Regions from separate parts of the Homo sapiens genome. Here region 1 is linked to region 2. Evidence: chromatin loops called from intact Hi-C (ENCODE). Cell type or tissue: ascending aorta. All regions are shown on one strand. Links, peaks and the distances in the headings refer to the core of each region. The heading gives the core; the rest is flanking DNA.

Region 1 (2,809 bases), core at 186-2,685, 110 kb after region 2:
GTCATAGGGTGTGTACACCCCTTGATATTATTCGTAATATCCTAAGGAGATATTACTTTAAAAATCACAATAGGTGTGCACACGTGGTGTACACCCTGTGATATTATTCACAATATCTGAGGGAGGTATAACTTTTCATATCACAGTGGGTGTACACACTGTGATATTATTCATCATATCCTAGAAGTATATTATTCCTATTGTCACAGGGGTTTAACATCCTGTGAAATTATTTGTAGTTATCCACGGGGATGATTATCCTAAAGTCGCAGGATGTGTACACCCTGTGATATTATTCGTAATATTCTAGGGAGATGTTACTCCTAATATCGCAAATGTGTACACGCTGTGATATTATTCACAATATACTATCTGGATATTGTTACTAATGTCACAATGCTTGTACAGCTTGTGATATTATTCATAATATCCTAAGGGGATGTGACTCCTATTGTCACGGGGGTGTGCTTTCTGTGCTATGATTCGTAGTATCCCAGGGGGATGTTACTCCCACCATACACATTGTGTCCACTTTGTTATATTATTCATAATATCCTAGAGTGATGTTACTCCTCATGTCACGGGGGTGTACATCCTGTGATGTTATTCTTCACATTCTAGGAAGATGTTGACTCCTAATATCACAGAGGGTGTACAATCTGTGAAGTTATTCATAATAGTTTGGGGGGATGTTACTCCTAATGTCACACGTGGTGTACAAACAGTGATATTATTTGTACAGTTTTTTGGATATGTTACTCCTAATATCACAGGGGCTGTACACCCTGTCATATTATTCGTAATATCCTAAAGAAATGTTACCACTAATGTCACAGGCGGTGTACATCGTGTGGTATTATTCCCAATATTATAGGGTGATGTTACTCCTAATGTCACAGAAGGTGTTCACGCTCTGAAAATATTCGTAAAAATCAGTAGTAAGGGATGTTACTACTGATGTCACAATGCAGGTACACAGTCTGATATTATTTCTTATAGCCTAGGGTGATGTTACTTCTAATGTCACAGGGGGTGTACATTTTGCGATTTGATTCGTAATATTTTAGAAAGATGTTACTCCTAATGTCACAGAGGGTGTACACCCTGTGAAGTTATTCATAATAGTTTTGGGGGCTGTTACTCCTAATGTCACCCGTGGTGTGCAAACAGTGATATTATTCGTAATATTTTATGGAAATGTTACTCCTATTATCCCAGGGGCTGTACACCTTGTAATATTATTCATAATATCCTAACAAAATGTTACATCTAATGTCACAGGGGGTGTACACCGTATGATATGGTTCCCAATATTGTAGGGGAATGTTACTCCTAATATCACAGGGGGTGTTCACACTGTGATAATATTCGTAATATCCTAAATGGATGTTACTGCTAATGTCACGACACGTGTACATCCTCTGTATTTGTTCGTTATATCCTCGGGGGAGGTTACTCCTACTGTCACACGGGGTGTACTCCCTGTGATATTATTCCTAATATCCTAGGTGGATGTTACTCCTCGTGTCACAGGGGCTGTGCGTTTTGTGATATTATTCACAATATCCTAGAAAGATGTTACTCCTCAGGTCACAGGGGATGTACACCCTGTGATATTATTCGTACTATCCTAGGGGACTTTACTCCAAATGTCACAGAAGGTGCACTCTCTCTGATATTACTCGTAATGTGTCAGGGAAATGTACTCCTAATGTCACAGGGCTTGTGCACCATGTGTGCACAACCCCTGTGATGTTATTTGTAATATTCTCGAGGGATGTTAATCCTAATATTCCATATGCTGTTAACCATGTGTGAACACCTTTGTGATATTATTCCTAACATACTAGAAAGATGTAACTCCTAACATCACATGGGGTATCCGCCATGTGTGTACACATTCTGTGATATTATTCATAACATCGTAGGGAGATGCTACTCCTAATTTTACAAGGTGCGTACATTATGTGTGTACACCCCCTCTGAGGTTATTCGTAATATTCTAGGGGAATGTTGCTGCTAATGTCACAGGGAGAGTACACCATGTGTATGCAACCCTGGTAATATTATTTCTAATATCTTGGGGGGATGTTGCTCCTAATGTCACCTGGAGTGTACACCATGTGTGTACACCTTCTGTGATATTATTCGTAAATCACAGAAAAAGATTATGCCTAATGTAACAGGATGTGTATACCATGTGCGTCAACTGCCTTTGATATTATTCATAATATACTAGGGGGATGTGACTTTTAATGTCACAAAGTGTGTACAAAATGTCACAAGGTGTGTATGCCTTATGGTATTATTCCTGATATCCAGAAGGGTGTTACTCCTAAGGTTACAGGGGGTGTACACCCTTTGATAATATTTGTAGTCTTATAGGGAGATATTGCTGTAAATCTCACAGTGGGTGTACACACATAGTGTACACCCACTGTGATATTATTTGTAATATCTTAGAGATATTACAGAGTCATAGCTCTCTGTGTAATATTAGAGAGTTATATCTCTCTAAGACAGTACAAATAATACCACAGTGGGCGTACCTCATGTGTGTACACCCTGTGATATTATTTGTAATATCCATGGTAAACATTACATCTAATATCACAGAGAGTGTACTCCGTTTGATATTTCTCATACTATCATAGGGAGATATTGCTTCTAATATCACAGTGGGTGTACACCATGTGTGTATATTCTGTGATATGATACCTTATATCCCATTGAGTTATCTCTCCGAATATCACAGTGTGTGTACACCTTGTGATATTATTCATAATACCCTAGAAAGATGTTACTCCTA
Region 2 (2,809 bases), core at 174-2,673:
ACGCAGAGCAAAGTATAACATTCTTTTAAAGTGGTTTGCATCCTGGGGGTGGGAAGAACGTCATGTTCTGCTGTAAGAAATCTCACCAAGGGGACATGTAAACTCGGAGCGTCAGCTACTTCTCAAGATTCCCCTCTTCTGCAGGTGCCAGAGACTTGGAGTCTTCCCTCTTTTCCAAAGGCTTCAGTGGAAGTACTTTGGGGCTGCTAGCTCCTTCCCTGAAGGAACAACCAGAGTGTGTGAATAAATTCAGACTCCAAAGATGGTGAGTGTGACCACAGAGGAGTTTCAGAATATAAGAATGTATTAATATGAAATGCAGCTCTGAAGCATTAAGTCATGGTAGCTGGGGTTTGACCTGGAAATGGAAGAGAACAGTGTCTCTCTGAACATCCTAAAGCAAGTTTGCTCCTTACGCAGGCCAGAATACGGCAAGAAAATCATGAGCCTGTCAAGAGTACTCTGTGTAATTGGTCTCATGACATCATGGCTGTACATGAAGCCTTACTGATTGAAACTTGAAGAAAAATAAGTATATTTACTCAGAGGGGACATTAAAGTTGGATTTTTCAAGTGCAATGTGTTTATATTAATAAATACTGCTGCTAATTTAACGAGACTGACCGTTTGTTTACTCCAGCACTAATTAAGTCTTTCATCATCAGGACTCCAGAAATAGAGTGAGTCTCGACAAAGCTAGCTGATCCATTTCCTTTTACAAAAGATTTTATGGCCCATATGAAATTCAGGCCTAAAAATGGCCTAGAAAGGAACACTTGCAGCCCCAACAGAAATCAAATAGCAAAGCTGGGGAAGCAGCCTGATTGACTTGCCTCCTAGGGGTGGCTCCTACAGAGCCTGAGGCTGCTGGGGAATCCAAGGGCCTCTGCAACAAGCGGATGCTCAGATCAAGGGTGTTACACACAAAAGAAGAGCAGATGACAGGGGCTACTGGGGAAGGCCAGGGTTGAGTTAATGGATCCATGGGTTGAATAATAAAATTGTCTATTTGGCAGTTGGCAAAGAGAGAATATTTAACTGAAAAGTTTCCTTCAGGGCTCCAGTGTTGGAACAGCTATTTTCAAGGCTGATAGAATATGCATGTCCATCCATTGCAGGCTCAAGTACAAAGATTTGATATTAAATATGTAGTGCCAGAACTGAAGAATCTCTTTTTGCATGACCTTTCGTGGTGACTGGAAGAAACGGGTATACTCTGCAGAGGTGGAAGATTGTAGCAGCTCCACAAAACCGCATGAAAGCAGATATTCAGTCACTTGGCTGGAATGCAGCTCCACACAGCTGGCCTGGCGCCGTGCCCCGCAGCATCTGAAGTCTATCTGTACAGTGGTGTTTCCCTGCAAAAGGGGCTTCTCTTTTCAACTACAAGTTGCCCTGACGGGCTACCATCATGCACCCCTTGGTCCAAATTCTTTCATTCCCATGCTTTCCTCCTAACCCCCACTGGTAGGAAGGTCCTTAGACAGAGGGCCTGTGATGGGTTGAGGAGATAGAATTGGCTGGGGGCATTTGCAGCTTGGAGCATTACTCAAGCAGAGAACCCAGACCTGGGACACAACGTGAGGGCAGGAGATATGGGAACCTTGGGTGACATTCTTGCCTTGGGCATATATTCTGCTGTCAGGCCTCCTGAGAGCACTCACTGAAGGCGGTGTTGGGTTTGGATGGCAGTGCCTTGGTTCTCCTTAGTCTTGTTTTTGCAGAGACACCCAGTTTTCCATTTGTATTTTTGCCTCCATCTTATAGAAGTGCTCTGCCTTTCTGACCTCTGGGTTATGGAGGCAGGCGCAGCATGCATGTTAGGGAGGTAATTTCCTAGCTGTGATGAAAGGCCTCTGGCCCAGAGGAAGGGCAAGGCCTTTGAAATTGGACATCTACTCCACAGCCTCTGGGCCATTATTTGATGATGTGAACAAATCAGCTTTTTTTTTTTTTTATTTCTAATTTGGGTTGCCAAGAAAACTCTTGCCCTGTACTGTGGGCCTTTAGGAAAACAATTTATACCAAGAGGCCACTACAGTTCTTGGGAGCCACTTCTCTTTCCTTGCAGAAACAGGGCCTGGGTCATGCCCCACTGTTCGGCACGACAAGACATGAGGAAGTTCTTGTGGAAAGCGCACTGGAATTCCTGAGCTCCAGCTGGGTAAGGACTTAAATGAGATCAGTGTGTGCCTGTCAAACTCAAAATCGAAATATATCCCTCCTGTTGAGTGTAAGTATTGAGTACATATCAGTGGAGCCTCCTCCACTAAGAAGTTTTCTAAAGTGCCTGTGATTCAGCCTTTAAGAAGAAGCTGTTGTGTAACAGTTTTTAAAAATCCTTGAGTATTATTTCCTTAGCACTAAAAAGACCAAGTGCCTCTGAAAAAATGAACGTGGCCTTCTAAAAACAAAAAATAAAAACAGCTCTTTTTTCTCTTTAAGATGGTTCTCTTCGGGTACAGTGGCTCATGCCTGTAATCCCAACAATTTGGGAGGCCGAGGCGTGAGGAACACTTGAGCCCAGGAGTTCAAGGCCAGCCTGAGCAACACTGGGAGATCCCATCTCAACGAAAAATTTTTAAAAATTAGCTGGGCATGCTGGCCTGTTCCCTCTCCCCAAACCCAGGGAGAACCCTGACTCAGTTAGGCACTCAGCTCCCAAAAGAACTGGTCCCTTTAGTCAGTTCCTTCTCGGGGGAGTCTTAGAGGCTAAGCCTAGGCAGCCATGTTTTGGCATATGCAAGGAGAATAATTAAAAATATTACTATTATTACATAAAATAATAGCAATAGCTAACTCTTACCTA

Evidence for each region. Hi-C counts contacts between places; a loop is a spot of excess contacts. Peaks named below come from ENCODE experiments on the same cell type or tissue, not always from the same donor. Only the 100,000 strongest peaks of a DNase experiment are listed, where the experiment ranks them.
Region 1: a loop joins it to region 2, with 2.9 times the contacts of the local background. A loop is called at or near these places in 8 of 110 quality-filtered maps.

What each region holds. Positions count from the first base shown.
Region 1 is chr13:41,445,835-41,448,643 of GRCh38, reverse strand. No RefSeq gene overlaps it. Among named protein-coding and RNA genes, the nearest start is that of RGCC, 10 kb to the left of the region's middle. In ascending aorta, for the core only: no CTCF peak of the experiment used is centred there; no DNase peak of the experiment used is centred there.
Region 2 is chr13:41,560,756-41,563,564 of GRCh38, reverse strand. It overlaps LOC105370174 (a long non-coding RNA gene), which reads right to left. Exons shown (of 3, transcript XR_941901.2): 3 at 1-218. Among named protein-coding and RNA genes, the nearest start is that of MIR5006, 6.2 kb to the left of the region's middle. In ascending aorta, for the core only: no CTCF peak of the experiment used is centred there; a DNase peak (open chromatin) is centred at 1,304.